Linked DNA regions of Mus musculus: regions 1, 2, 3, 5, 6 and 7 are each linked to region 4. A link is a loop called in an ENCODE intact Hi-C map of the cell type or tissue named here. Cell type or tissue: heart. All regions are shown on one strand. Each heading gives the region's core, and the rest is flanking DNA. Links, peaks and the distances in the headings are about the cores only.

Evidence for each region. Hi-C counts contacts between places; a loop is a spot of excess contacts. Peaks named below come from ENCODE experiments on the same cell type or tissue, not always from the same donor. Only the 100,000 strongest peaks of a DNase experiment are listed, where the experiment ranks them.
Region 1: it touches region 4 in a loop (10-fold over the local background); 21 of 42 quality-filtered maps call a loop at or near these places.
Region 2: a loop joins it to region 4, with 7 times the contacts of the local background. A loop is called at or near these places in 14 of 42 quality-filtered maps.
Region 3: it touches region 4 in a loop (7-fold over the local background); 18 of 42 quality-filtered maps call a loop at or near these places.
Region 5: a loop joins it to region 4, with 3 times the contacts of the local background. A loop is called at or near these places in 14 of 42 quality-filtered maps.
Region 6: a loop joins it to region 4, with 6 times the contacts of the local background. A loop is called at or near these places in 14 of 42 quality-filtered maps.
Region 7: a loop joins it to region 4, with 2.4 times the contacts of the local background. A loop is called at or near these places in 2 of 42 quality-filtered maps.

The regions. Positions count from the first base shown.
Region 1 is chr3:107,186,637-107,191,080 of GRCm38, reverse strand. All of the region lies in intron 1 of Kcna10 (potassium voltage-gated channel, shaker-related subfamily, member 10), which reads right to left. Among named protein-coding and RNA genes, the nearest start is that of Kcna10, 5.7 kb to the right of the region's middle. In heart, for the core only: a CTCF peak has its summit at 2,638 (motif pointing right); no DNase peak of the experiment used is centred there; H3K27me3 peaks cover 786 bases.
Region 2 is chr3:107,271,569-107,276,012 of GRCm38, reverse strand. No RefSeq gene overlaps it. Among named protein-coding and RNA genes, the nearest start is that of Lamtor5, 5.1 kb to the left of the region's middle. In heart, for the core only: a CTCF peak has its summit at 1,970 (motif pointing right); DNase peaks (open chromatin) are centred at 462 and 1,982; H3K27me3 peaks cover 835 bases.
Region 3 is chr3:107,146,855-107,151,298 of GRCm38, reverse strand. No RefSeq gene overlaps it. Among named protein-coding and RNA genes, the nearest start is that of Kcna10, 34 kb to the left of the region's middle. In heart, for the core only: a CTCF peak has its summit at 2,077 (motif pointing right); no DNase peak of the experiment used is centred there.
Region 4 is chr3:107,091,653-107,096,096 of GRCm38, reverse strand. Gm38712 (a long non-coding RNA gene) reads left to right here and starts at 3,198. Exons shown (of 4, transcript XR_003954542.1): 1 at 3,198-3,232; 2 at 4,278-4,444. It also overlaps a transcript of Kcna2 not described here. In heart, for the core only: a CTCF peak has its summit at 1,913 (motif pointing left); no DNase peak of the experiment used is centred there; H3K27me3 peaks cover 1,409 bases.
Region 5 is chr3:107,258,523-107,262,966 of GRCm38, reverse strand. No RefSeq gene overlaps it. Among named protein-coding and RNA genes, the nearest start is that of Lamtor5, 18 kb to the left of the region's middle. In heart, for the core only: no CTCF peak of the experiment used is centred there; DNase peaks (open chromatin) are centred at 1,116 and 1,946.
Region 6 is chr3:107,464,207-107,468,650 of GRCm38, reverse strand. Slc6a17 (solute carrier family 6 (neurotransmitter transporter), member 17) reads left to right here. Exons shown (of 12, transcript NM_001293689.1): 12 at 1-1,103. Among named protein-coding and RNA genes, the nearest start is that of Kcnc4, 7.5 kb to the right of the region's middle. In heart, for the core only: a CTCF peak has its summit at 1,862 (motif pointing right); no DNase peak of the experiment used is centred there; H3K27me3 peaks cover 3,092 bases.
Region 7 is chr3:107,355,171-107,359,614 of GRCm38, reverse strand. No RefSeq gene overlaps it. Among named protein-coding and RNA genes, the nearest start is that of Gm35700, 7.4 kb to the left of the region's middle. In heart, for the core only: a CTCF peak has its summit at 2,299 (motif pointing left); a DNase peak (open chromatin) is centred at 2,274; H3K4me3 peaks cover 567 bases; H3K27me3 peaks cover 303 bases.

The sequences.
Region 1 (4,444 bases), core at 143-4,142, 95 kb before region 4:
GGTAGGGGCCATGTCTAGTTTTACAAACTCAGCCCACCCCAAGTGCTCAGTTAATGTCTGGGGATGGAATGATGGAGTGGTAAGGATGAGTGGCAGGCAGCATGCTGGGCTCTGAGCCAGGACTATTGTCTACACTAACTGCTTGCAGTGTCTCATCAAGCCTCCGTGTTGTCATCTATAATAAGAAAATAGGCTGAGTCAAAGGAGCCAGATAGGAACATATAGAATAACTTCATGAATACAAAACCTCAGAAATGCTAATCTAGAGCAGCAGAAAGCTGATCAGCAGTGGCCTGGGAGAGAGGGCAGGAAGACGGGAGGAATCACCAAGTGGGCACCAGTAATGGTCTTACAGGTGTATACGCATATCAGAAAGCACCAGGCTGCATGCTTTAGATCTAGTGTGCATCACAGTATGCCACTGCATCCTTCAGGATAAAAGGAGAGCAAGCAAACAAAGATCAGAGTGCTTGCTTTGCCACTGTTCTGCAAGATCTGGGTAAGGACCAAGGGAAATGACATGGGAGGGTGCTTTGCAGGCTGCCACGGGCTGCGTGTGTGACCTTGCATGGAACTCACATGGTGCCCAGATCCGAGACAGCTCACATTGTAAGGGATCAGCAGATGCTCTTTAAAAATAATTTTTTTGAGAAGTTCACTTACAAGTACAGATACGTTACTTGTATCTCCCAATTCATCTTGTGTCTCCACTTTCCCAAGTTCATGATCTCTTCTATATTCATTATACGTTGTAGACATAATCTATATGATCCACAGAGTCTGTTCAGTGTTGCTCATATGTACTTAGGGTTGTTCACTTGATACTGAATATTCCATTACGGGGATTATGCTCAGAGAAAATGGATTCTCCGCTTCTCAGATCAGAATCCATTGTTTGACTGCCTGTAGCTCTTCATGGAGAGGCAGGGCCTTGTGATGTCCCACGATGACATGTTGACTGGTGTGGTATACATGCAGCTCTTGTTTAGGTTATCATATTGTGGAAATTCTGTCAACTCTGTCGTGTCTAGAAGACACGACTATCTTGCTAGTTGGCTAGGATCAGCAGATATTTATTAGCAAGAGGGAATGCAACCTGTGACCTGGGCTCACTGTGGTTTCTGGATCTATAGAGGAGGGCTGCCCCTGTGAGGACCAGTTTTTGTTTTTGTTTTGTTTTTTGTTTTTGTTTTTGTTTTGTGTGTGTGTGTGTGTGTGTGTGTGTGTGTGTGTCACCCTAGCAGAGAAAAGTCTGAAACCTGAAACGTTAATGCAGCCTCTGGCCATAGAAGCTACCTCCCACCCCAGCCCCCTGCCTCATGCTACTTTGTTTCAATGGTCATTTCTAGAAACTAAGGTTGAATTTCATTCTTTCCCTGGATACACAGCCTGTGGTATCATTCTCTGGGTTGGAAAGGGCCCCCAGTGAGGATGGAGCCGAGGACATTTGGAGCAGCTTCCATTGTTATGTTTGCTGGTGTGACTTCTAATAACAGCCATGACTCTTATGTGTCGGACCTTCCAAAGCCTCGAAGAATTGCTCTGACTCCAAGCAGAGCTTTTACCCATGGCTGAAGGGATCACAATGTCTGACTCCTCTCACAATCTGTATTCTTGTCCGGTACAGTGCTGGCTGCACCAGTGTGCAGATGGACCTTGTTCCCCATGGCACACTTAATCCTCCTTCTCGGCTGCCGTGTGTGCAGGCCACTCTTCTAACCTTGCCTGGAGGGAAAGCTGTCCTGGAGGGTGCCAGGTGGAGATACTTCTGTCCTCTTGAGAGCTGTCTAGAGGTTGTCTATACCTTTCAGTGCTATTGGTTCGTGTTTTTCCTCCAGAGGGTGGCTATGTTTGTATCCTGTAGCATCTAGCACTGGGGAACAGTCTAGCCGCCCACTGTCCTAGGGTGTCTCAAATACACTAGGACTTACTTGTCATCTTACTGCTCTTCCCCAGAGCCAGACAGACTTGTTGTATGGCCTGAGGCACTTCATAGATACTGAGAAGTGCTTCTAACCCATTTCCACTGCCTTTGCACAGATCACAATGTTCCCAGCTTCACCGCTACTCTATAGCATGTCTGGACTTTTGGTCCATACATAGATGTTGATGAGTCTTTGTGGTGTGGGTGGTCTCTGCCATAATCAAACCTGGAACTTTCTGTGCACTTCACTATAGGCTTCTAACCATTATGCAGATGTCGGTGGCTGGTGCTGGTGCTGCAGGTCTAACTTTGCAAGGTCACTGAGCTGTACTAAGCAGAAAGGATCTGGAGCCCATTCCTTGGCCTCTCTACACAGGTTGTCTTTGGTTGCCTAGCAACCTAACACCTCCTCCATAGTCAAGTAAGGTAGCAGCTGTCAGAGAGTCTGATAATGACTACAAGAAGTCATCTGCAAAGACAACTGTGTATACTGTGCCTCTAGGCCCCAGGTCTCCGAGACAGGGAGCACACGGGTATCTGTCACTGGCAAGGTCAGATGTTTCAGGGCTGTCAGTTGATGGAGGAGACCAGACCAGGGAGTTCTCAAGCAGGGCTAGAGTGGAATCGTGTTTTCATTGCCTTGTGGGGCTCTGAGTGGAGGATTGCCAGAAAAGGAGATGGAAGACTGACTGTGGCGCTGCTCTGTCTGGACAGGAGAGGGCGATCTTGTCTTGCTGGAAGCAATTTCTGGCCTCTCTTATGCTCCCTTCATCTTTGAGTTCCCTCTTTTACTCTATGGCTAGCTAGCTGCAAGACTTGGTGGTCTTCTCCAGGCTAGCTCTCAAGGCCATCACTTTCATCTCTCTTCAGCAAAACACTGTCACATTGAGTGGCTGTGGGTACAGGCTCTGGGGGCAGAGACAGGGGCCAGCTCTCAGTTTCTGTGTGGCTCTTCATCCTACGTTGTCTGTCCATCTGCTACCTGTGTGACTAAGGACAAGTTGGTAGGGCTTTTGACTTAAGGTGCCTCAGACTTATGGTGACATCCTTGCTTTCTGCCTCAAGAGTTGCTGGAGAGGCACTTATGCCACACAGAAGCACCTCCCATGTGGGTGCTGATAGTGTCAGGGTGAGATGGGTCCTTTTTCCTTGCCCTCTCTTGGTACTGAGTTCTACACTTACTGGTGCAGTAGCAGGGCTCTCTCAGAGGCTGCCTGAGATGCATATGATGCTCAGTGAGTGGAAGGCCAGCAGAGGCGGACTTCTGTGGCCTGATCTCTTGTGCTCTGATAAGACTATCTCCTCCTATCCTGGCACAATGGGTGAGGTGATTGCTCACCTCAGATTAACAATGCATACCAAATCCATAAGGGGTTTGAGCCTGGCAGTTTCCACTGTCATTGGCAGGGATCCTTATCTTCATTTAACCCAGAGAGACACTGAGTCCAGGAAGGTATATGACTAGTCCATGCTAGGAAGCTGTGACTGACACATGGGTGTTCTAATTCCAAACTCAACACTCTTCCTATTATCCTCTAATTCCACAATAGCGAACCCACATGCGTGATGCTCACGTGAGTTCATTCAATTTGTCTGGAAACTGTGACACACACACACACACACACACACACACACACACACACACACACTAGAGGCATGCAGAACAACATATGCCCACACATAGACACATGTGTGCCTTCTTGTACAAATACTCATAGACATATGTATATTACACACATAATTACCAAGACATCCGAGCACATATGCAGATACATAGGGACAGACTCCTGCAACACCACCCACACTGCACAGATGTTTCTATTCCAGGGGTGTCTGGCCCCTTTCTCCAACTTAATCTTTTTGCCTCTTGGAACAGGAGCATGTTCTGTTGCTTGCAGCAATAGAAGGCAGAGAGGACTGGAGGGGGCTCAGATGGCTGGTCACATGGATCTCTTCCTTGTTAGAGTGTCGATGGGCACAGCGTGGGCAGTGTGTCTCTCTCCCTGTGAGGACTGCTCAAGGACAAAGCTATCTTCTGAAAGAGATGGAAAGATGCAGGCAAGAGCTCTTTCATTTAAACCCTGAGTAACAGCAACAATGCCGAAAAGAATGAGCCCAGGATAATTCATTCTGGTAGCAATGTGAGGCTTACAGTTCAGCTGCTATTATCAGTGGGGACCAGAACCTACTGATCTTGGGGAAAATAATTTTACTTTGTAAGTCAGCTAGGAAAAAGGTCTCTTGGATTCTTTTCCCTGGACCTCTTAGGTTTGTGCATTAAGGGCCCCTGTTGCCTCCCTATTTGCCTGGGAGAGAAGGGTGCATCTGTCTCTATGGTGACAGGTTTCTAGACGCCAGGGAAAATATGAGGAAGCCTTGGGTTTGGATATTGCGTATCTTCTTGTGGGTTCCATAGTGGTGAAACTGAACTAACTATGGGATTCCTGTGTACAGAGTTCCCATGTTGGCCACTCCCAAATGGGGTCATGGGAATGTGTAGAGCTAGGAACGACCCTACAG
Region 2 (4,444 bases), core at 251-4,250, 180 kb before region 4:
CCCTTTGTAGTTTTAAATAACCTGGGAGCCACATAAGGAAAACAGAAGAAATTAATTTTAACATGATTTTGTGTATCTAAGAAGTTATTTCAATATATAATTACTTTTAAAAAATACATTATTTTTCTCCCATCTTAAGTCCTTAAAATATGAAGTCTAGTTGCACTTTGTCACATTGCAGTTCAGACCGACCACATTTCAAGTACTCAGTCCCTTGAGTGAACATTGGCTCCTGTATTGTCAAATAGGTCTCCAGGGTATATCAAATAATCTCAAAGCCAGAAAAATGATTAAAAGATTTTCAGAATGCCTACAGCTTCTTAAGGTCTAAGCTAGGCCTTTCAGGGGAAGAGAAGAAATCAGGAAGAGGGAGGATTTGATGTGTGGGAAGTGACGGGGATAGGCTGTTGTCTCTCTGTCTCGCTTCCTTTGGTCCTGCACAGCTGGGTTGAGGGGAAGGAAAGCTATGTAAGCAGCCAAGTGCTGGGAACTAGGGTGGTGCTTCTGGGGGATGTCAGCTTTGCAACGCTTTCTGCTTTCTTTAGCATTCAGGGTCCTTGATGACTCCTCCAGTTTTGAATGCTGGGAGCTGGTTCTGGAATGATGGCGGGAAATCCCAAGCACCCATATCAGAGCATTGGACTCGATGGGTTGGAGTTTTTCTGTGTTTACTTAGCAGAAATGGATAGAATGCCTTCTCCATCTCCCCATGTGAGGCCCACGGAGAAACAGCTGGCTGTGTTAGCATTTTGTCTAAGCTCCGCCCCACAGTTACCTGGCAATGGCCAGGTATGCCTGACTCACTATAAAAGGGGTTACTTGCCCCCTCCTCCCTCTTGTTCTCTTGCCTCCCTGCTCTCACTCTGTCCTCTTGCCCCTTCTCCCTCTCTCCCCATCCACCCCACCACCACCACATGTCATGGCTCTAGCCTCTTCTCTTCTACTCTGTCTCTCTGCTTTTCTTTGTCTCTACTACCTCTCAACTCCCCTCCCCATGCCCTGAATAAACTGTTCTATACTATACTGTCTGTTGTGTGGCTGTGCGGCTCAGGGGGAAAGGATACCTCAGCATGGGCCAGCAGAGGAACCCCCCTTCCTCCACACCTGACTACACCTCCACCAAACATATTCCTCCCCTCTCTATCTTTTTATAAAACACAGCAGGCTACGCACTTCCTGGGGACACTGTTTATTAACATCTCTGTTTGAACGAAGGGCATTGGGGTTCCTTGTGGTATTGTCACAATACTTTGCTTTGCTTGATCTTCCTTCCCAACTTGTCTCCCCATTTTTTTGCTCCTGCTCTCAATACTCTTCTACCCTCACTAGTCCAATGTCTCTTCTTAAGTCTCCTATTTCTATCACATACCTCTAGCCCTTCCTTTAAACCTATTTCCCCCACCCCCATGATCTCCTTTCTAGAGGAGAGTTTAGATGGCATCCTTTGTGGAGCGAGATTTATATAAAGACTATGAAGTCTTTAACTTCAGTTTCTTTTGTTTCTCCCCTTCCTGCAAACAAGCTCTGAGAAAGGAGAGTTGCGGGTAGGCGCAACAGAGAATGTGAAAGTCCACATATCCCACTAAGGAGTGGAAGGAGGTACCGGGCCAGAACTCCAGATATTACATGCTGTCTTGGTGCTGTTTCCTTTGCCTTGACTCCTGCATAGACTCTGATAGACTCACTTAGGTACAGTATTGGTGGGCTATAGTGGTGTACCACTGTAATCCCAGCACTCAGGTTTTCTATGAATGTGAGCCTACCTGGACTACCTAGTAAGTTTGAAGACGGCCCGAGCTACACAAAAAGACCCTGTCAAAAATAATAAAAAATAAAAAGAAGATGGGGGGTATCTTTAATGGTGGGTCCAGCTCTGGGCACTGAGAGATGTGTTATCCCAGGGCTACCAACACTGGCCTCTGGACAACTCGAGTGCTTAGTCACAAGCCTTCAGTGCAATGAACCCTAATGAGCCACTAGGGGGCACCAAGGCCACAGAAAACTGCAAAATGAAGGGCCTAAGGAGTGTGTGTGTGTGTGTTCACTTGTAGGGGGTGAGGGCTGGAAGGAGGATGTATAAGCCTGCTGAGTTATTAGAGAGTGGAGAGTGTTAAATATCAAATGCGGGTGTCCTTGGAGTCAGAGGCATACATTTGAATCCTGGTAGCCAGGGCACCAGCCTCCCATGGGATCTCTGAGTGTCTGGGGAGCCTTTGATATAGGGGTACTGTATTCTGGTTCATCCAGGTGTGGGGAGGATAGCATGGGTTACCTTGTGTAAGAGAGGTTGGTGTGTTATGAAAGTCAATTTGAATAAGAAAATCTGTTTGTCTCCTTAGGTTGATTATAATCCAGATGATGCACAGGAGAAAATCACAGTGCCAAGAGATTGCTGCAGCCATCAGTCTCATATCCAAGAGATTGCTGCAGCCATCAGTCTCATATCCAAGAGATTGCTGCAGATATCAGTCTCATATCCAAGAGATTGCTGCAGCCATCAGTCTCATATCCAAGAGATTGCTGCAGATATCAGTCTCATATCCAAGAGATTGCTGCAGCCATCTGTCTCATATCCAAGAGATTGCTGCAGATATCAGTCTCATATCCAAGAGATTGCTGCAGCCATCAGTCTCATATCCAAGAGATTGCTGCAGATATCAGTCTCATATCCAAGAGATTGCTGCAGATATCAGTCTCATATCCAAGAGATTGCTGCAGATATCAGTCTCATATCCAAGAGATTGCTGCAGATATCAGTCTCATATCCACAGGAGAAGCTGAATCTACATAGCTTCCCTATAAAGCTGTGCCAAATGCCATAGTTATATTGATGTTATTATTAGATTTTCTACATATTCTATGTAAAATTATAAAGTACAATGAGAAAAAAAATCACCTGAAGCTCTAGCCCTGACTCTAAGAAGAAAAAGTCAAAAGTCAAGTAGAGCGGGCAGGAGGTAGGTAAGGTGGAGACAGGGAAGGTGTGTCACGGGGAATGCCAAAGTTTTGGCAGCTCAAGCATCTCATTCTAAGCTGCAGCATAGGGCTCTAGTGGGTGCCAGGGGTCGGGGGTCAGAGGTGGGCGGGCTCTAGTGGGTGCCAGGGGTCGGGGGTCAGAGGTGGGCGGGCTCTAGTGGGTGCCAGGGGTTGGGGGCCAGAGGTGGGTGGTCTCTAGTGGGTGCCAGGGGTCAGGGGTCAGAGGTGGGTGGGCTCTAGTGGGTGTCAGGGATCGGAGGTCAGAGGTGGACAGCACTGAGACTTGAGACCAGGTATAAACTTGGCTCTTGTTCATAGTATTAGTGGCATTAGCGGTTAGTGTGTAGGAGCTGATAACTATGTGACCAGGGACACACCCTTAATCACCACATTCCCCTCCCCCCCCTTTTTGTAGTAGCTAATATTACTATCTTTTGGTTACAGTTAAAAATGCAAAGCTCAGAAAACAACGCTGGGTACAGTCTCATACAACTGTAGTTCCAGAACACTGGAGGCAGAGGCCACAAGTTTGACAAGCTAGTCAGTTCTACACAGAGAGTTCCAAGCCAGCCAGGGCTACACAGATAATCTTGTCTATACCTAAACAAAACTTTGGCCAGATCGTCCTGCTTGAAAGTGGTGGAGTCTAATTGTTACTCTCCCCTGTATACTGCCCGACTCTGCCTAGAACACGGTCCTGGAATTCAGGTGCAGAGGTGGTGGAGACCCAGTGCACACCTCTTACTCTCGATATGACATATGAGGTCCAGAGAGGAGAGGTGTCTACTTTACAACATAAACCTCTTTTTGACATGGAATTCGATATTCCAAGCATCTCTAGCATGCTGCCAGATGCTATTGAACTGTAGTTAAATCTGCTTCAGAGGGAGTCACTGTTTTAAGTTAAATGTTAATCTCCCCCCATATTCGCATGTGAGGATCCAAAATCAAGTGCCTTAGATTGTGGGCATGTTTGCAGACAGGGCCTTTATAGATGGCAATCAAGTTAAAATGAAGAAGACATTAGTGTGGGCATTAACCTTATGTAATTGACATCCTTATATAACAAGACATGCACAGGGGAAAGGCAGGCTCCAGCTGCAAACATCTGTCTATAGGCCAAGGAGAGAAGCCTCGAACATATTTCTTCCTCACAGTCCTCAGAAGGAAACTATTCTGCCAAAACTTTGATTTGGGGCTTCTATTCTCCAGACTTGAGGGTAAACCACTCAATTGGTGATTCATTATAATGGTATCCCTGGGGAATGAGGGCCTTCATGAATCCAGAAAGCCCACAAGTCAAGCAGGATCATAGATACTTGGTGACTCTTTGTTAACAGAAGTACTAGTTGGAACGATTACCCTCCCAGAGGCAAAAAGAGAACAGATGAGCTTTCCAGCTTGCTCCCAGTATTGTTCTGTGGCTAAGATAGTTTTCTTCCATTGGACCTTGGCCAACCTATTTAAC
Region 3 (4,444 bases), core at 134-4,133, 55 kb before region 4:
AAGTAGAAGCTAATGAAAAATTCAAGCTAATTGTTTGTTAAGAAGCATTGTCTGCCTTGAATGGGATTTTCTGGCCTGGGGAGGGGGATGTGGGGTGGCCTGTGGCCGCTGTCAGTTTGTTAGGTACTGTTTCCTGGAGGCTCCTGGTGGGTGGGTGAATGGGCTGAAGAGGATGGGGAGCATCCTGGGCAGGCAGCCAAGCTCTGCATCTGCGGCACCCACATTTGGGGGAGGGAAAGCTGACATGGATGCTCTTTCATTGCGTTTTGACACAATGCCCTCATCTAAATGGCTAGGGTTGAGTGGCAGGCATGCGTTTTGTGGATGCAGAAGAAGGGGGGAACCAAACTATAAGCTGTAAGTCTCTATCCTGACCCCAAAGTCTGTCTGTCATTGGAGAACGACCCTCCCCTTTAGTATCTAACATAAAAACGGTCTGGGTAGTGGTTTGAGTTGAAATGGCAGGAGAGGAGAGTTTACCCTAAAACAGAGGGTACCAGAAATTTGTTTGGTAGTGAAGGCAATTAGTGATGAGTAACTTCATTGATGTAGCTGAGTAGCCCTGCTGAGGCCCAGGCTAATGAGAGTGTGAGAATTATGTGACAGGCCCAGCCAATACCAGAGTGGGGAGCCAGGATGTGGGGAGGGCAGCTAGTTGTGTGGATTCTGGGAGCAGTCCCAGAGGCAGGGATAAAGAGTGCAGAAATTAGATCAGACTACTTGATAAACGGATTGAGGTTGCAAGAAGTGGCCATTAGGATCAGCTCAAAAGTAGCAGGCTGAAAGATAGAGGAGTACAGGAATATATCTGTAAGTGGGCCTAAAAACGAGGACTACACCACGGAATTTGGAGTTTTTAGAGGCCACACAGAGGGCAGAATTGGCCCCCAGAGCATAAGGATACAGTTAATGTACAGTGATATAGGGCTATGCTTCCTAAGATCAAGGGCAAAGGAGACAGCTGGTCTCTTTGAAGGTGTTTCTCAGGGACTTGGGGCACTGTAGGCTGTAAGTCTGAATAAACCTGGGTGGTGCTCTTTTAGTTTGTGCTCCATTTGCCTGTCTGGCCTCTCTTGTTGAGTATAATCAACAAGAGAGATTTCTTCACGGTGAGAAAGAAGTTTCATAAATGTGGCACAGTGGTCTAAGATTATAAGGACTCATGAGGCTCAGTGGACACACCCTAGCTGCAGCCTGGCCTGCTGTTTTTGAGTAGCCTCTGTGAACCCCCTCCATGCTCTATGCCTTAATGACATCCTTGCTTACTGATCTGCAACCCTGCTCTCCACAGTGTCCAGTGAAATTCATGTCTGAGTCGCAGCGTCACCTACTTTCATTCAGAAATCTCTCTTCCCTGTTACTGGCTTCTCTGGCATGTATCTTATGAGCCCCAAATTTCTTCATGATTGGACATAACAAAGGTGGGGGCACATTTCTTCTTTTTTTTTTCTACTGATCCCTAACCCTTTGGCTTGTTTTCGAGGAACTGAGTGAATCTGTGGTCAAAAGAACACTTTAGAGATTGGAATTCTCACTGGTAAAATGTAGACAACCTAAGCTGTCTACCCTGGGACTGGGGTAGCCTGAGAGAAACGAATGTCCCTGATGAAAGGCCGTGTATATTCACATGTTCTGGTCAATGTCTAATTTCCTGAGTCTGATGTCCTTTAGGATTCTGTGTGGGAGAATGTCTCATCTTTCTTGTAAAAATGGCCCCAGTTTACTTTGTAAAACTTCTTCTTTTGAAATGTCATCCGTTGGGCTTTCTTGCATGGAAATTAAACCGGTCTTTCTGACTGAAGGGCTGCAGGGCCCTATCCCTGTCCTGGTCCGAGGTGAGAGCACTGTCTTGTGTTTTATGCAGTGTCTCAGAGCTGCTTTTTCCCTTTAGCTCTTGCATCTACCTGGGTTAGAGCTTGACCAGTGGTGTCTGTTCCTCACTTGTTGACGAAGCATATGGATGATATATTTGAATAGCTAGGGAAGCCTGGTTAGAGATGGCATCAGGTTCTAACCTGAGAGTCAAGGGAGCAGGAGGTAGGAACATATAGAGTCTGAAGAAGCTGAAGATGTGCCTGGCCAGCAGGGGGCTCACTCTGAGGCCAGACTAAGCAGGGACCAGCTGATGTGCCAGGGGATGAAGTTTCCTGGATATGGGTTGGCTCCCCAGGCGGGGCAGTCTCTGGATGGCCTTTCTTTCAGTCTCCGCTCCACACTTTGTCTCTGTATCTCCTCCCATGGGTATTTTGATCCCCCTTCTAAGAAGGGCTGAAGTATCCACACTTTGATCTTCCTTCTTGAGCTTCATGTGGTCTATGAATTGTATCTTGGGTATTCTGAACTTCTGGGCTAAGATCCACTTATCAGTATGTATTCTTTTGTGATTGGGTTCCCTCACTCAGGATGATATTTTCTAGTTCCACCCATTTGCCTAAGAATTTCATGAATTCATTGTTTTTAATAGTGGAGTAGTACTCTATCGTGTAAATGTACCACATTTTCTGTATCCATACATACCTCTGTTGGGGATCTATCCCATATACAGTTACCAAACCCAGACACTGTTGTGGATGCCAACAAGTGCTTGCTGACAGGAGCCTGATAGAGCTGTCTCCTGAGAGGTTCTGCCAGTGCCTGACAAATAAAGAGGTGGATGCTCTCAGCCAACCATTGGACTGAACATGGGGTCCTCAATGGAGGAGCTAAAGAAAGGACCTAAGGAGCTGAAGGGGTTTGCAGCCCCATAGGAGGAACAAGAGTATGAACCAACCAGTACCTCCAGAGCTCTCAGGGACAAAACCATCAACCAAAGAGTACACATGGAGGGACCCCTGACTCCAGCTGCATATGTAGCAAAGGATGGCCTTATGGGAAATCACTGAGAGGAGAGGCCCTTGGTCCTGTGAAGGCTCGATGCCCCAGTGTAGGGGAATGCCAGGACAGGGAAGCAGGTGTGGGTGAGTTAGTGAGCAGGGGGAGGGGGATGGGATAGGGGGGGTTTCAGGAGGGGAAATGAGGAAAGGGAATAACATTTGAAATGCAAATAAAGAAAATATCTAATAAAAACTGTTTTACTATAGTAAAAAAAGAAATGTAAATAATTAAAATAACTAATATTTTTTTAAAAAAATGTAAAAAAAGAGATGAAGCTTCTTGATAATTCTACATTGACTCATTTTTATCTCAGATTTTTTTTAAAGATTTAGATAATTCTTCTCAGCTTGGCTTAAGAACAACCATGGCTACAGTAATATTTCTATTGTCTGACTTTGTTGTTCTCCAAAATATAAGTATACAGGAATATAGTTTTACAAAGATAAAAAGGACCATGTGCATTAGGTAAAGCAAATGGTGGGGCTCCTTTGTCTCCAAGCCACCTTCTTTATCCTCCTGTGTGGAGTGAACAGTTAACAATATGAGAGCTACTCTTTCAGAATCTTGCCCACACATTGGGCGTGTGTGTATGTGCACAAGAACAGATAGAGAGTTTTAGGCATAAATGGGATTGTGTGACTTTCCGCTGTAACATTTTTGGGTACCTTTCCTACATTTGTAATTAAAAGAAAAATGTCTCTATAGTGTTCCTTAATATGAACGGGTTATAATTTTTAACAATTTTTGACATGTATTCTGGTTACAAATGAAATGGAGGGTCTTAAATGGCATACAGGCCAGATGAGTGTCATTTTTACTGACTTTTAAGAATAGCTCCTACTTGTTTTTAATGTATGTTAGGTATTTTGTCTTTTAAATGCATTTAAAATTATTGCTTAAAACCTGTCAAGTAATCCTTTTGTTTTATATACACATTATAAATATTTTCTACATTTAGTCTGTAAACTTCATATCTGATCAGGCTTGTTAGCTACAGAAGGCAATCCTCGTGGAGTGCTGTACAGGATCCTGGGGGATCCGCGCTAACACATTTGATGACCTTTAATACGCCTTTCTGGAATTCCAGCCTGACCCGAATCTGAACAAAGCCCTAGTTGATGGTGTTTGCAGGAGGCTGGCTCCGTCACTTTCTCCGTCTGTGTGTTTATTACTGAATGTTAATCAGATTCATCATTAAGGATTTCATCTGCTACAAGAATGCAAAGAAAAAAACCCAGATATTTTCTCATATCCTTTCATTTAAAATTATTTGGCTATAGGGAATTTTGAATTTGTAATGATTTGGCTGAAATTTGTCAACATTTTCTTTATGGCTTAGAGTATGCTTCATATGGAAATGTTCCTTCCTAGTCTAAGATTGCAAACAATTCTCGTGTGTCTTCTTCTTTCTTTCTTTAACTGTGTGTGTGTGTGATGTATTCAAATGTGTGTACAGGCATATGCATGTATGTGTGGAGGTCAAATGTCACTCATTTCTCAGAAGCCATACATGTTGAAATTTGTTATTGCTTATTTTATTTATTTACAATTCAAATGTTGTCCCCCAAAG
Region 4 (4,444 bases), core at 260-4,259:
TGCTGTGCTCAACCAGCATTTCCTAAAAGGCAAACAAGGCCCTCTGTCCTCCATGTCCCTCTCTGTAGAAGTCTGTATGGGCATGACTAAACTGGCTTGAAGGTTCCAGTGGCTTAATTTAGATGTATAAGGCTAAGGTCTGAGATGAGATAGGCTTGGGGTCCATTCCTTTCTACCTCTGCCGCTTGCTATATATGTATGAACGTCCATTTCAGTGATGGGCAATGGGAGCATCTAGAACTTGTAAGTCTTCCTGCTTTGGCTTTAGCAGTTCCCCAGCCAGACCATAACACCCTCTCTGCCACTCAGCGACTTCTAATACTCACTTAGTGCTGTGTCTCTCAGGCCCTCTCTCTGATTCTCTATCCACTGACTCTATGTCTGGGACATGAACCTATTATATCAGGTTTTGAGATGTCCCGTTTACATTTCATACTATCCTCTCCTAGACAGGCAAGGCTATGTCTCTTCCTTATATTCTGCTGTCTGGTCTAACTTAAGAGTGGCTTCTCTGCATTGTGACCTGGTGCATTCCAGCAGACCGATGGACTCTGTAGCATATCCTGGCTTCGTCATCTTCTCTTGTCCTGCACCAACCTGGCCATTCTCAGAGATATCTCTAGCTTCCAAGCGCACCCACACAATTGTCCCAGATGGAAACACCTTGACTCAGATGTGATCCAACTGGCTCAGAGGTAGGCACACTTCCATTAGTTCGACCCAGCACATACTGGCCCTTAGTGTCCAGGTTCTACCTTGGCTGATCTGTGCCTGGCTGCAACTCTGACCTTGGGTCTTTCTCTTTTCCTCTCTGATGGTGGAGATGGAGAACATAGCAGGTACAGAAGAAACCACTTAAAATCATGTGATGACCCTGATCTGCCTACTCCCTAGGTAACCAAGGACCATGAGGCATGGACAAAGTTATTTTTCCCTTTTTAGGCCCCACTTTACATATTTGTAGGATGTGGATGTTGGATGCACGTATGATCTCTTTTTGTTCTAAGACAATTGCATTGGCTTCATTTAGTTATGGAATGGGAGCCTCAAGTAAGTAACGAACAGCCTTCCCTTCATCCTTAGCATCCTTAGTTCAACTATTCTTTATGCAGAGAGTCAAGAGACATTGATTTTCAGAGAGGTCAAGGTCACTTGATTCTAGTAAGTGACAGAGTGTGGCTTGGCTCAGGTCTCTCTGAGCTCCAGGACAACATCTCTCTCTTTGCCTGTTTAGAATGCAAGGAGGAGTCAGGAGATGCCAGGTCACTTCAAACACAAGTACTTCAAGAATTTCAAACAGTGCCAATCTGATGCTTGGTGCATTACAATGATGTTCTGAGTCCAAGCAGTGCCAACACCAGCAGAACACAAGGAGTCTACAGTCCTGAGACCTCGTGGGAGAGAGTGGGCTCACACTTCTCACTGGGTAGACAGAGACATCGAATGGAATCTTTCAGGTCAGAGCAGGAGCCCGATTGCTATTTTAAATTTGTCGATTTCTGGGTGAAGACTGAGGACAGAAGTATCAGATAATGGGAGGAAACCTTGTATGGAGTGGAGAGAGAGCAGAGCTTATTCAGGGAGCTCAGATCAAGAGCTCAGAGAGACTCAGCCTCTCTGACCCAGTCTTTGAAGCAGGGAGTGGGAAAATTAGAGGATTAAGGAAGTGCCTGAGCTATCTTGGCCAATTTTCTTGTGGTGGAGAGCAGAGATGCGAGTGAAAAGTGAAGGGAAGATGATGAGAGAGAGGGAGAGGGTCTGGAGGCACAGTGATCAGGTAGGAAGAGAGGCAGAGGTGGGAAGGCACCTAGTAGAGAGCCTGTAGTTTCCCATTTCTGCACGTTTCCAACCAAGAGAATTGGACTGCCTACTGGTCGTCTGTTATTCAAGGGTCATCCTACAGCACCACCTAGTGGCCATGTAGAAGAGGTGCAGCTAGGTTGGCCGAAGAGGAAAAGAAAGGTCCAGAAAAACAGACAAACAAACAAACAAACAACAAACAAACAAACAAACAACACAAATCAACAAAACTGAAAACAACCTCAATTGGGGATATGGTGTAGGAGTTCCCAGGAGTCTCTGAACCTAGTCAGAGCTAAGTTGTAAAGGTTGTTCATACTCTGAAAGGTTTCCTCTCTTCTCTGAACTCTAGCTCACAGATTTGCAAATCTCCCTGGGTTTCTATGTCAGGACTGAGTATGAACCTGACAGGTGGACTTGTCCTAGTGCAGCTGGAACACACTCACGGCTCCCAGGTCAGTGCAGTCAGATGAAGATGAGAGAGTAGAGCCACAGCACTGGATAGAGATGGACAATCACTTCTCTCTCAGCCATACCCTCTTCAAGATCGGTAAGCTTTCTAGACATAAGCACAGGTTCTTTCTCTAATAAAAGTAGGACCCAAAGCTGGAGCAGAAAGAAGAGAGGTGGCATGGAATAAGGGTCAAAGTGTAGCTCTTCTTTCCAGGCATGTGTGAGAAGGACAGTGACCTCACAGAGCTTGGTACTGTTTTTATTCTCATTAGACTCACTGACACCAAAGCTTAGTGAGCTAAGGTGACTTGCCAATGGCCATATAGATGGGGGACCAAGGGGTTGAAGGAAGGGATGAGCCTTGATCTGGTTGACTCCCCAGGGCACTGGGCCCACCTCTGTGAGAGACACAGAGCCTGGCACATGCATATTAGTTGAATTTGTAGATCCTAAGGGATGGATGAAGAAGCAAAGTGTCCAGACCCTGCTCTGACCCAAGGCTGAGAGTTGGCTTAAGCTCATCAGCCAAATAGAAAAGTGCATTTGAGAAAGAAAGCCTTCACAGAGGACGGGCACTTGGGAGGTTTGGGCAAGTTTGATTGTTTATTTTTTTTTAAAGTCGAGATCTACTAAGTTGCCTAAGATGGCCTCAAAAAAATGTAGGCTCAAAGTAATGCCTCCCCTCCTGGGTTTAAGCCTCTGAGTAGATGAGAACTGCAGATGCTCCTACTGTGTCTGGGTGGGGTTTGGGCATTTGGAGGTATATCTGCATCTTTCTCCCTCCCTCCCTCCCTCCCTCCCTCCCTCCCTCCCTCCCTCCCTCCCTCCCTCCCTCCCTTTCTTCCTTCCTTCCTTCCTTCCTGTCCAACCAGAAGAAAGGTTCTCTAGAATAATCTATATCAAGCATCTCTCATTATTCTGCCCCCTATTATACTATATGCCTCTTCATATGTTGCATCTTTGTCTATCAATTTGCTGGGTATGTACTTTTAATTGTCTTATTCTCCTTTTATTGGAAATCCATTCCATGGGATGAAGCACTCTGGGGGCTCAGTTCATATCTTCAGAGTAAGCACTTACATGGATGAGTGGATTCCAGAGTAAGGGAAACCAGACAGAGCACAGAAACAGGCCTCTTTGTTCTCAGGAGTTGTGCATTCTGCTGCAAGAATGGAGACTACACCATGAAGATCATAGTGTTCCAAGAGGGGATACCAGAGGAAGACTGATGAAAGGAAAGTCATGTGCAGTCTGGATTTATTGTATCTAGGGGAATAGTGAACTATCAAGAGTTTGGGATGGGAGATGACAGACTGAATCTAACCCTTGTTTCAGAAAGACAACTGCAACTGAAGATAACTTCAGAAAGATACATGCTATATTTGTAATGGAAATGTAGTATAATGAGTGGATCTGAAAATTAGTTGGAAGGAAGTTGCTTCCCGATGAGAGATAAGTGTGTGGACTCAAGCCACTTGTTCAAGTAAAGGAAGATTAGAAGGGAAGAGAGCAGAGACACAAAGGTAGAGAATGCCAATTAGAAGCTACTGGGAAAGGCAGAGTCCCCACAGAGGGAAGCTGTGGTAGGCAGGAGTTTGTGAGGTCATAGTAATAGCTCCCATAAATTGCCCGTCTGAGCATCTGTCTCGATGCTCAGAGGGAAGCTGAGACCCTCGGGATGGAGGCTTCAGATCTATGGACATTTGAAATCAAGGGGAGAATAAGACCCCCTGGATGATGGTGTAGACAGAGTAAGGAGGTTTGAAGGTGCCACTAGAATTCTTCAGAATGCTCACATCATGGGGGGAGGGAAGGGAGAAAAGGGCTGTCCTTCCTGCCATCCCAGTAAAGAATATGGAAGGTTGGACCACCACTGTGTCCCTGCTCGGGGTCAGTGCTTGTCCTGCACTGGGGTCAGGGCTTTTACCTCAGAAAGAATAAATAATTTATCAGCAGCATCTGCAGAGTTAAAACCAGTACTTTAAATAAATCTGACAAAGGTTTTGTACGATTTTCATTCAAAGCACCCGCCTTCCTGTCCTTTCTGTGTGGCAGAGGTGACTGTGCTCTGAAGATGAGAGCCGCTATCCAGAAGTGAGTTCCAGGTGCGTGCTTGTGGATAGGTCTGGGATATGGAAAGACACTGGAGCTGGAAGATGCGGATGGGAAGAAAAGATAGGATGCTGACCCT
Region 5 (4,444 bases), core at 258-4,257, 170 kb before region 4:
ATCCTGCTTTACTGTACAGCCAGGGATGGCATGGCTGCAGAGGGACGGGTCCTCCCACACTGATCATTAGTTTAAAAAAATGCTACATAGATGTACCTATTATTATATTTCCCTAATATTAAGGAGCCATTTTCTGAACTAAGGTTTTCTCTTCCAGGATGACCCTAATTATATCAAGTTGACAAAACCTGATCAGAAGACTAGTGAAAAGAAGTACCCCAAAGAATCTACCAGTGGATGAATGACAAAACAAAATAGACACATAACATACAGTGAAATGCGTTTTAGCCTTTCAAATGCAAGAGAATTCTCTCATATACCACACCATGGTAGAACACTGGGCTATGTAGAGTAAACCAGTAATATAGAACAGGTACTGTCTAGCTTCCCTGAACGGGAGGTACCTAGAATAGTCAGTAATCAAATTCATAGACACAGAATGCCCAAGGGTGGCTCCAGGGGCTGCTTGTGGAACGGAGGGAGGGAGGGAGGGAGGGAGGGAGGGAGGGAGGGAGGGAGGGAGGGAGGGAGGGAGGGAATGGAATGGGAGGTATTATTCAGTGGCGTGAGATTCAGTTTTGCAAGATGAAAAAACTCCATGAGGGTTGGTGGCGATGGTTGCACAATGATGTGAATGTACCTCACTCCACTGAACGGCACGCTGCAAGTAGCTATGATGGGAACTTCTGTGTTATGTGCATTTACCACAATCAAACATTTAAAACGTGAAGCAGAAGTGAAGAATTAAAAAAAAAATAATTCTTGGTGTTATCTGCTCTATAATTCTAATCACAGAACAATGTACTTTTTTTTTTTTTTTAAACTGGACAAGACCTACAAAGTAACACACAGCTTCACAAAGAGGAGGCTTTATAGCCTCGCAGGGAGACACATTCCCCGAGGTCATTAAGCAGTCCTCGGGTAGGCTTGTGAAACAATGCCCCAAATGAGGTTGGCAGTACACGCAGTTCTCTCACCGCCCCACTGCCAGGGCTTGAATTATTAGTATTATTTTTTTAACATCACAGTCACTTATGCTCCATTTCCCCCACACCTCCCTTGGGACTGGGGACGGTGTCTCGTGTTCATCTTTGTCTCTTCACTTCATAACTGGCTTGTTAAATAGAGAAGGAGCAACAGGTCAGAGAGAGTCAGGAGTGGCAGGCCTGTGTTCTCCTTGTTTGCGTGACCTTGGCCAGTCCTGTGAGCGCTCAGCAAATCAAAGGACAAGCTCGCCCCCTAGTCCTGAGTGTTCTGCTAGGCCATGGGGTCTGGAAACCAATCTGTTTCCTTCTAGCTGTATAGTGCTTAGATGCTGGTTTGGTTTAACCATCTGCACAAACAGGGCATTACCCAGTGTAAACATGTAATCCAAACACAATGAATAGTTGTTTCAGACTCACGTAATACCCAGAGAAAATTTTCTAGCTTTTCTTGAAAGAGATACCCTAGATACTACTTGCAACCCGTGACTCTGACTCCTGGACTGGGGCAGGGTTGGGGTAGGGGTAGGGGTGTGCATTTCTGTGGCCTTGCTAGCCAGGGAACAGCTGTGTGTTGGTGGCAGGAAGTCTCTTCTCAGAAGCCTGGGGGCCCTGGGTCAGCAAGCCCCAGATGGGAAGAAACAAGCATTCAAGTCTGCCCTTGAGAGAGCAAATTAGACTTATTACAAATTCATGAGCTTCTCATTGCTGTTTTCAATTAATTTCTTGACAAATTCTGCCTGTCTCTTTTCTTGTTTTTCTTCAGGACAGGAGGAGTCTGGGTGACACAGTCGGGAGCTCTAGGGAGCTCTTACTGAAATTAATTTGAGTGCTTTGGAGTGAGATTTACACGGCAGAGTGGAGCCTACTGGAACTGCTCCTCTGGCAGCTGCCTCTGGAGTGCTGTGGGTGTTGCCTCCTCTTTTCCTTTGCTGGGCCGTGTCCTTAAAGGGCTTTGGAGCCATACTCTGCTGCATCCCTGCAGTCTCCCTGCCTGAGTTCTCTATCCTGGTGCCTTGGAAGTCTAGCAGCTTCACTCAGCCAAGGGTCTCACTGGAACTGCAGGCACAGCTTGGATTGCCACCCACATCTCCCAATGGACTCACTAGGCCTCAGAACATAGCTGTTGTCTGTTGGTGTTCCTCTGCTGGACTGCAGGACCACTGGCTTTTGTCTTCTCTTCCCCCTGGCTGCCCCGATGGCAGGGGAGTGACACCTAATTCCAGTCACGGGCTCCTTGGGAATAGCTTCATCCCTCTCTAGACCTTCAGTCTCCACAAAGGAAACCAAGAATCTCTTCTTAACACCATCCATCTTTGTGTTGACTGCTAAGTACCTCAGCTCTGGAAACAGTAAAGCTGTAGGTCTGGCCTTTTGTTTTAAGCATGCCTTACTTAAGTGACTTAAGGAAAGACTAAAGAAAAAGCCTGGAAGAGTTAAATAGCTTGTCTAAAGACATCAGCTAACAAAGACATAAAAGATGAGACTTTGAGCTCAGCCCTATATGACTTGAATAGTCACATTCTGTTTTATGGTTCATTTTCCTCCCTTTTATAATCATTTAAAAATAAGGCTTAATTGGTTTTAATGTTCTCCAACAGAAAACGGAGAAAATCAAAACAACCCAACCGTGGGCAATCTCATCATGTCAAAATAAAAAAATTAGTGTTTTTTTTTTCAGTCTCCCCTTCCCCACTTCTATGTTTAGACCTGTGTGCTCATGTATGTACTCACAGACAAACATGGAACCACACAGGATGATACCCAACTTTTTTGTCACAGATCTGGTTTCTAGGCTGTATCCCCAGAAACACTAACATTCTTCCTCTAGTTCTTATTTTCCATGATCCTCCAAAGTTTATTCAGGGTGGTGGGGTGTTGCTATCTTGGTCAAAGTCTATCAGAGAAAGAAAGAAAAACATGGATTCACAATGTGAGTAGTCTTCAGAAGGATACTCCACAGTCAGAGTACCCCTTCATGTGATGCCCATAGTTGATTCAGAACCAGATGGGGGCTGTGCACAGACCCATAGGAATGACTGACTCCTTGCTGGCACTCTAGTTCGGCTCCTGAAAGGAACCTGTTAGTGACCCGTGGGAAACAATTTTCAAACTCTAAATTCTGTAGGTATGATGAGAGCGATTGGCTGGGATCTGAAACCACTAGATCCTATTTTGCTCAGAGCTGTAATGAAACACTTTGAGAGAATAGTCATTAACTCAGGAAAGAATGAAGACGACAGGAGTTGGTTGGCCCATGAGTCTGGGTCATATGACCTCTGTCCAAGATGGCTAGAGTATGGTAGTGTTTCTAGAGGAGACTAGTCTTCCAAAAGATGGAGTCACCAGGCAGCCTTTTAAAGACTTCTTTTAAGAAGTATTGTTAATCCCACCCCTACCCCTCCACACCCATCTCCCATATCTCATGATGTGTGGCTGCAGACATGTATGCTCCGTGGCACAAGATTTTGGGGATCAGTTCTTGCCTCCAACCTCACTGAAACAAGGTCTCCCTTACTCTCCCACTGTACAGTGCACACCAGGCTAGCTGGCCATTTGGCTTTCAGGCAGGTCTCCTGTCTCTACCTCCCTTTTCACTGCAGGAGATCTGGGGGCACCGATGTGTGCCGTTGCATCTAGGTTTTGTTTTGTTTAAAGAAGGGGTTCCTAGCTCAGATCCAGAGCACCAGGACTGTGTGGCAAGTGTGTTTACCTTGAGTCATCTTGATGTCCCCTACTCAGCTTTCTCACCGTGGCAACCTTGACTCATTGCCAAAAGACTGTTTTAAAAAAGAAGCAGTTGATTTTCTTGTTTCTGTTTGTTTTGAGGCAGGGTTCTACTTTGTTTGTTTGTTTGTCTGTTTGTTTGTTTGTTTGAGACAAGGTCTTACCATGTAACTGTGGCTGACCTGGAACTCACAGTGATCTGCCTGCTTCTGCTTCCTGAGTGCTGGGATGCAAAGGCGTGCATAGTAGGGTTCTGCTCCGTAACCCAGGTTGGACAGTGCTCCCTGTTTGTCTCAGGGCTCCCGGTGCTGGAGCACGCACCACCACACTGCGGCAGAAGTTGGTTTCTTTTCCCAGTGATGGTCGACTAGGCCATCTTCTGCTACATATGCAGCTACAGACACGAGCTCTGGGGGTACTGGTTAGTTCATATTGTTGTTCCACCTATAGGGTTGCAGACCCCTTCCCTTTGGTATTGTAAGCTTTATATGCCCCAGTACAGGGGAATGCCAGGGCCAAGAAGCATGAGTGGGTGGGTAGGGGAGCAGGGCTGGGGGAGGGTATAGGGAACTTTCGGGATAGCATTTGAAATGTATATAAAGAAAATATCTAATTAAAAAAAAGAAGAAGAAGTTGGTTTCTTCTGTGATCCATTCAGGTCGGAGAGAAAAACACTGACAATCAAGTCTTTACACCATCTGTCTGCCGGCAGCTCCCCAAGGAAAAATTGTGCT
Region 6 (4,444 bases), core at 99-4,098, 370 kb before region 4:
GGGAAGGAGGGCCTTGGGTGGGGGTGGAAAGCCCTCAGATTTATTTTCCAGTCAACCTTCTGTTGTTCACACTGGAGTCACGATGTCTTAGGCAGACAGTACCGGGCTTCTTAGGAGGAAGGCATCTCTCTGCCCTTCGGTCCTGCCCTTGTCCTTGAAAAAGTCTGGAGTACTCAGAAAGCAACAGCCGCTTCTCAGACCTCCGCTGGCTCCTCCGGAGAGATGAGGTGGGCTCACCTGACCACTGAAGACCAGCCTCAGCTTCCGTGGAAGAGCTGGAAGTGAGGGCTGGGTCTCCAAGTCTTGGCGCAGGGTCCCTAGTGCTGGTTGGCGCTGCTCATACGGTGCCTACCAGGAGACAAGGGGTTTCCGGGGCTGAGTCATTCGAGTTGGGGCAGTGCAGAGGTACACCTAAGAGTTCCTGTTCTGACAGCTCTCAGCTCCAGTCACCAGCTTCTTGCTCAGGGAGCCCTCAGCCCTCTTCATGGGGACAGCGAGGAGCCTGAGGCCTAGGTTGGGTGGTGGGGGAGACGTGAGGTGCAGAGGAATTATAGATAGGGTTGGCTTCTGCCATCAAGCAATACATCGTCAGGAGCTGGCTGCTGCTTTTTAAGTGCCAGGAGACGTCCTCCAGAGGCCGTGCTCGTGTGTGAGCCCTGAGGCTATGAGCCAATCCCCGTGCAGATCTGCAGTATTCCCAGGCAGGGACTGCTCTTCTTCCCTTCCTTACCACTACATTACCCTTCCCTCAACTAGAGTATGCCCACTGTGAAAAGAGAAGTGAGATCACGCAGGCTGTAATACACCTGACTCTGTACACCTCTGAGTCCCTCTTCTTAGGTCTGAACTATGGGGAGCTAGGGGAGGAGGGCCCCGGGTCATTTCTCATGAGAAGTCCTGCTTTGTACAGACCTAAACACATACCAGGCAGTCACTTCCGGTCCTGACACACGTTCAGAACAGTTTAAGTTCATGTGTCCTGGAGTGGCCAGTGCTCTGAGTCAGGATCACTTGGCCCAGGAGAGGGCATGAGGCATTGTCACCCCAGGGCCCCCACTTCATCTCCCCCACCCTGCTGTACAATAAAGTGTCTGTTCTTAGCACCCTCTCTTGCCTTTCTTCACTTACAGGAGGGGAGCTGAGGGAGGCTTTGGGATGGGGTGAAATGGGATTCTCGTGGGTGCTGGCTGAGAAATTTGAAGGTAGAGATGCAGCCAGTTTTCTGGGCATGTCCCCGGATACTTGTGGGTCCCATGCTTGCCCTTACTGTGCCTCAGCAACTCTGTACCCCTGAGATTTTTCTCTGAGGGAAGTGCTTGAATCTACGTTATTCCAGGTAAGGAAAGTGGGGCGCCGTCTGATATGAGGATGGCGTTTGGTGTCCTCTCCAGGGCTTTTCAGGGCAATTCTTATCCTGCCCAGCTTCAGAGAAAACTATATATGTTCACTATGTAAGGAGGACTGAGGGGAAACACAAGAAAGGCAGGGGACTGACCTAATCCTTAGGGAAGTGAGCTAGTTCACAGCAAGCCATGTTCTAAGTTCTCAGAGAATTACCCCTCAACTTCAGATAATATCTTTTGAAATCTCCAGTGGAAGATAAAGATGAAGTATAAGATGTGATAGCCCAAGTTTTTGTTAAATAGGCACCCACTGAATGTAGGGTCATAAAGAATGGAAGAGGCTGGTGGCAGAGAACCCCCTCTTCCTGCCTCAGCTCGGAGTATAATCTTCAGAAGAATACTACTACTCTCATCTTTCCCCATCCCAGCCGCGCTCAGTGCCTTGTGATCTCAGTTTCATTCAGAAGGGGTCCTCCAAAGGAACCTTCCATTTCCTCTCCCTGCCACCCCTCATTCCACGAGCAGCCACCAGGTGGCAGGAATCCCTTTCAGTTCACGGTTTAGCCTGGCAACACTCTTAAACTGTCTCTCCATGTTAGCCATAGTCCTCAAACAGGCAAATCAGAACTCACTGGCCCGAGTTTGGCCAAGCACCTCTCTTGTCACATCAAATCTCCTACTTAGTTCTCAAACAAGGGACTGGCCCAGTGCTGGACAAGTCACTCCCCACACAGTCACTCAGTCTTTTGGTAATTCTGGTTGAAATGGCAGCCATCCTTCCAGGAGGGATGCATAGACACAGAGACACAAGGCATTAAGGGCTTCACTTCAGTGGCACTCTGAAGCCAGAGTCCTCAAAGCCACGTCTAAGTTCAGTGTCAGCTGGGTCTTGCCTTTCCTAAGAGACACAGCTTCTAATTTGCAAGAGAGAAGGAAAGAGAGAGGATAGTTCAAAGGCAACAATACATCCTGAAACAGTTATCTCTTGCAGTGTTCCATGTCAGTCCAAATTTTAAAACAACCAACATTTCCTACCTCATGACTTTATGAATGAGGAATTCCAGTATGAATTAGGGCAGCAGATGGGTGGAAATGAAAGTGATGTCCCGTGGGTAGAAGAGCTGGTCTGGACGTCCCAAGGGAGCCTTTCTCACATTTATATAGATATTTAGTTTTTGGGTGAAAACACGTAGGAGTAGAGATCAGCTGAGCCTGTTGGTCAGAGCGACCAAATCCTTATCTGATGGGGAGACCACTTCAAGAGCAGAAATGTGGAAGCTGGCAGTGCCCACTTCTTAAGGCCTGGCCTTGGGAATAGATCACCTCCACCAGTCTGTGGATCATAGCATCTGTTCAGAGGCCCACAGGCCTCGCTGTAGATGGGAGGGTCCCCATACAATAAACCTATTCTGGGGCACTAGATATGCCCATCGTCCATCTTTGGCATCTTTTTGGAGGCTTTTCCTGAGAGGATATTAGCTCTGAAACATGGAACTGAGACACAGAGCTAATCTGTTCTGATGAGGAGGGGAGCAGCTAGATTTGGGTCCCGAATGGAGGCAGTAAGTAGGGAAGAAGATGACAAGGGCATGCCAGAGGACAGGAGAGACAGCTTCTTCCACTTCCTTCTGGCCCCAGGGGCAGGCTGTTTGAGGTTGTTTCAATCATGAGTCTGTCACCAACCTTGGGCAGGCCACTTAACCCTCTGAACCTGTGTGACAATAAAACCTTTTCCTTGAGGCGCTGGGAGGAATAAATGAACTCCCGAGGTGCCGGGTGGACCGTCGCATAGCAGTTTTCCAGAGGGGGATAGAATATATGCTGATTATTACTCTCTTCTCTCTACCAACCCTGGCCCCACTTCACCCATGCAATGAGCCAGCACCCTGGTACCATTGTTAAAAGACAGTCCCAACCTAACCCTGGAAGAAGCCAAGGAAGGCGGAAAGACAAGGTGCCCTGTCCAGGGAAGCAGGCACTCACCAATCCTGTCCCTGTCTTGTTTCCTTCTTAATCATAATCAGACACAGCCTCATCCAGCCCTAGCATGGGCAAGAGAATTCTATAAACTCCCAAAATGTTATGGCTTGTTTGCTGGTGAATTTTCAGAGGTTCCCCCATTCTTTAACCCTTCTCCCATCAGGAATATTCTCTGCCTTTCCTCTTGAGCCTGGGCAACCAGATTCCTCTTCTAGCCAACAGAAAATGGAGGAGGCAATGCTATGGACTTGCAGAGCTACATCAACAAGGGTGTTGTTCTCTGGATAATGGTTCTGGGGACAGTTAGCCACTTTGGGGGGTACCACACTTACCTGAGACACTGACGGTGCTAGAGGGTGCGCACTTGCGGGTGCTCCCGCTGACAGCTGCAGCTGAGCCCTTAGCCCATGTCAACCACCAGCCGTGTGAATGTGCCACACTGAACGTTCATCTCAAAGGAACCTCATGTCTCTCAGTACCACTGTAATTGCATGAGTTCTAAGTACTGCTCAGCTGGACCCTTCCTAACCTCCTGGCCCATAAAATAGTGAATGAAGAAAAATTACTGGTAAAGTTACATGTAGGAGCACTTTATTATTTCACAGTAAAAATAACCATGAAGTGAATTCAAGGGATGATTTGACCTTTTAACAATTGAGGAAACAGACAAGGGGTAAGTAAGGCTTTCTCGAACAACTAGAGGGCGAACTGTGGCCACAGCCTGGTTTCCTGACTTCCGATCCAGTGTACTCTCCACCACATTACAAGGCTCTGACAGAAAGGACCCCAGCCTTCTCTCACTTCTAACTTTCTTTCATCAATTCCTTGCCTGGAGCAGGAAGCAGGTATTAGGGGTGCCTAGAATTGTGCTAAACCCTGGGAACCTTCATAAAGGCTTGGTTCAGGCAAGGCTCCTTGTCTTGTCCAAGCAATCACAATGAGTCTTGGTGTGTCCACCTTCCAGTGATCCAGATGGAAGGAACCTGGAAGATGGGTAGGAGATTCAAGTTATTTAACAACAACATATTATGAATAAGATTACTCCATGTAGGCAAAGTGCCAGCTGCAAAACAGAAAGACTTGGTAAAGGGTCTACCCTCGGGCTCCCAGCATCATAGTTG
Region 7 (4,444 bases), core at 183-4,182, 260 kb before region 4:
GGATGAGTACTGTTTATCAAGTCATGTGCTCATGACCACACAGCTAATGCAGGACCTATCAGCCTTAGAGCACTTGCTGAGCTCCGAGCTGGTCTGACTGGAAGAGTTCCGAGTGTCTCTCTTCTGAGGCTGGGTAACACAAGCACTGACTGGATTTGAACGGAAGGACTTCGGGAAGAGCCTTTCCCAAAGGCAGAGACTCCAATGCGGGGATCCAGCCAAATGTCCAAATGGTCACAGAGAAAGAACCTAAGAGCATAGAAAAGGACGGGAAAGTTCCTTTCCCTGGTTGCATGGTTCTCTGAGCCTCATTTTCATTTATTTTTTGATCACTAAAACCTCAAACTAGTTCTCCAAGGTTCTTGCCTCATTGCCAAGTAATAAGTATGGAACACTGTGCTTAGCTGTTTTATGTAAGAGCATCCATGCCTGATTTCCTTCTGTTGACATAGAAAGGCAGCACAGGTATTGCTGCAGGGCTTAATGAAGAGAAAACACTCACAAGTTGCTCTTTAAAAAAAAAAACCTCAAAATAACTATTCATATTTATGAGGTGAATTGTGATAGTTGTAATACTATATACAATGTTTAATGATTGGATTAAAGTGATTAGCATACTTCAATCATATATCTCTTCTTTATGTCGGAAACATTCCAAAACCTTTCCTTCAGCTCTTTTGAAATATACCATAAGTTATGTCCCCCTACTGTGATGATAGGACAGTAGAATATATTCCTCCTGCACAATGCTATGCATTAGCCAGCCCTTCCCCAGCCTCGAGTCACGACCATCCCGTGCTCATTTTCAGCGAGATTGACTTTTGGCTTCCTCACAGGAGAGCATGCAGTATTTGTTTTTCCAAGCCTGGCATGTTTCACTTAGCATAATGTCTTCCAGACTCACTCATATAAAGCAGTCCTAGACAAGGCACTCAGATGGACCTTCTACGTTTCACAGAGTCCATGAGAAGAAATGGAGTATCATCCTGTCTCCAACTTTCCTCTCATCAAGACCATTTTTAACTTACTAATTCCTCGTCCCCCAAAGGCCTTGTGATTTGAGGAGCCAGAAAAACATTTGCCCCAGACACCCACATTTTCTAGTAGCAGGGTACTATGTGCATCGATGGAGAGGAGCCTCCTGGCCCCACTGTAACAGCATTCCTGAAGGACAAGTTTACTTGAAGGACTAATAGCCTCGTGGGTGTCCCTCCTCCCTGTCCAGCACAAGAGGTACCTGTCACAGATATGATTCTGGTACATGGTGTGCCACTAAGAAGGACAGAGGGGAGGAGACTCAACAACACTTTCACACACTGGAGAGTTCTTCCACTTCATCTTTATGACAGTCTCACCAGCTTACAGAGGAGAAAAACGAGGTTGGAAATGGCCGACTCAAGGTTTCATAACCTCTGGTTGGCAAGACTAAGAGAAAGAGCTAATCTGACTCCAAGTCTGTCCTCTAACCATTAAGAAATATGATCTGGCATTCACCTAGCCACATCCGTCCACTTAGCCCTCCCCCTCACCTCCAAATGGAAGTTTCCTCCCAGACCAAAGAGGGCTCTGAGCTTTGGTAAACTCTCTTGAGGCAACCTGCCCCACCCATCAGTGCTCTGCATGGGTCTGGCCTCCCCTTTACTCTAAAACACAGCTTGAGGTGAGCCTGCTACTTAATTGTTTGATGGAAGAACTTCCTTGCCCCGACCCTGAGCTATCCCACATGTAGCTGTACATCACTGTGAGGCAGGAGGACCCTAAGTTCCAGGCCAGCCTGGAGTCTGGAGTGAGAATTTATCTAAAAAAAAAAAAAAAAGCCAAGTACTGCAGCAAGCTATTTCAAGCAAAATAAACCAAACACCCCCCCAACACAGACACAGACACACACACACAGACACACACAGACACACAGACACACACAGACACAGACCACACACACAGACACACACACACAGACACACACACACACACACAGACACACACACACACACACACACACAGACACACACACACACACACACACACACGATCTCATCCTTCCCTCTACAAGCAACGGTGACTTCTGCAAGCCCAGAGGCATGAGTGCTCTTGGCAAGGTGGTGTTCGAGGCCTCACAGTTTCTGTGTTGAGTCCCAGTGTGTCCACCCCTGTCAATGTTGCCATTTGGCAGGACCAAGTGACCTAGTTTCTCCCCACACCCCTCCCCCCGCCCCCCTCCCCGCCAGAAGCTAGGCTGCAGGCTGTGCAGAGTTTGGCATCTGCGGGTCTTTTCTGCCCTCTGCTGGTCGCTAGGCAGGAGGCTCGCCAGGGCTAGCAATCCCACGTGGGTCTACTGCGGGGAACTGACTCGCAGGCCTATAAATGTTTGCTGAGTTAACTGAGTAAGAGGATTGTGTACCGTTCTAGGCTCTGGGGCCTAAGGAGGCCAGAGTCAGGACTGCTGCTCTGCAAACTCGTTACATTCAGCCAAACCAGGGCCCAATTCCCCAGTTGCTTTCCTTCTTTTTGCTTCCCCACAGGCTCCTCCTCTTCCCTCCCTCAAGGACTGTTGCCTGGCTAGGGAGAACTGAGTCAGCAAAGCCAAGTCAGTAAGTTGCCCCACCACCTGTTGCGTTACCTCTGACCAGTCCCTTAAAGCCATCTGAAGTCCCTCCTTGATTATCTCGTTTCCTCTCCGAGTCGTTGCTTCTGTTTTCTTGTGGCATCTTCAGAACACTCTTTTTACTTGCTACTGAATCTGTTCCTGACACATCTACTGGAAGTCCTGGCTCTGTCCCAGGTCATCACTCAGAAGTTTGATCTGTCTGCCCTCCTGGTGGCCTTTCAGAGCCTTCACTAGCAACTACATCTCTGAGACTTCCGTTTCCCTAAACACAAGCAGAAAGCCCACTCAGAGCCCTCTACTTTTGAGAGATTTGTCTTGATAAAGACATCTTAAAAACCAAAAAGTCTAGAAGACTCACAAAAGGACCACCTAGTGCTGACGGTTTTATAGGTCATGACAGCCTGCCACAGCAGCCCTCTGAGTAGTATGGTAAAAGAATTGGAGAGGCTTTTAATTTCTATGTATACTGTGTTTTCTATTTAAAATGTACGTACGGAGCTCTTTCATGTGCTGTATATCAGGGAATGAAATTTGTTATTTTGTTTTTAAACTAAATTTAAGGATGAGGAAAGTGGGGCCACAGAGAAGAAAATATTTCTCTGGTGATTATACAGGAAGAAAAAAACAATGATGCTCACACCCAACCTTCCAATCCCCAAACCTTGGGTGTTCATTCCAAGAACACTGCTGGCTCTGCATCTTGAAAAACGTGAAAGAACAGAAACCAAAACCTAAGTAAAGCAGAGAAAAAGAATCAAGCAGTCATGTGCTGTGTTTAACGTATTCAAACAACCGCATAAAGGATGGGCTATTCTTCCCACCTGACTTTCCACAGTTAGTATTCAAAACTACACTTAAGAGGCTGGGCCCACTCAGTAAAGCGCTTGTGGTGCAAACATGAGAATCTGAGCTGGGAACCCCAGAACCCTGGTAAAAGTCAGTCAAACCTGGCAGTAATAAGCTTAGTGTGGGGTGGGTGAGATGGGTGGAGATGGGCGGATCCCTGATTGTTAGCCAGGTACCATTTCCTGTCTGTTGTTAATGTTAAGTAACTGACTAGAAGCAATCTAAGGAAAGACTGTTTCATCTAGTTTACCCTTCCTAGTCACAGGACAACATAGAGGAAAGTCAAAGCAGGAACCTGAAAGTGAATTTTTTTCTTTTTCTTTTTTTTTTTTTTGTAGTGTTACATCTCAGTCCAGCAGGAACCATTGGACGATGATGCTCACTAGTTTGCTAGCTCACAGGCTAGTGCCTAGTTACATTTCTGTCTGTCTGTCTGTCTGTCTGTCTGTCTGTCTGTCTCTCTCTCCCCCTCCTTCCTTCCTTCTTTTCTTTCTTTCTTTCTTTCTTTTTTTTTTTTTTTTTTTTTGGTTTTTCGAGACAGGGTTTCTCTGTGTAGCCCTGGCTGTCCTGAAACTCACTCTGTAAACCAGGCTGGCCTCGAACTCAGAAATCTGCCTGCCCTCTGCCTCCCAAGTGCTGGGATTAAAGGCGTGCACCACCACTGCCCGGCTTTAGTTACATTTCTTATGTGGACGGATACCTCTTCCCAGGAAATGGAACCAACCATGGTGGACTTGACCCTCCTACATCAATTCCTAATCAAGACAAGCTTCTTAGACACGCCCACAGGCCGTCATGATCTAGGCAATTCCTCAGTCAAGGCTTTCCTTCTCAGATAACCCTGGACTGTATTTAGGTAACAATCAAAACTAATTAGGACTGAGATCCTGTCCTGAAAAATAAACTGGACAACTAACTAATACTGACCTCTGCCCTCCACATGTACACATGAGTGCCCATACCCACGTGGGCATGTGTATTGTATGACAAGCA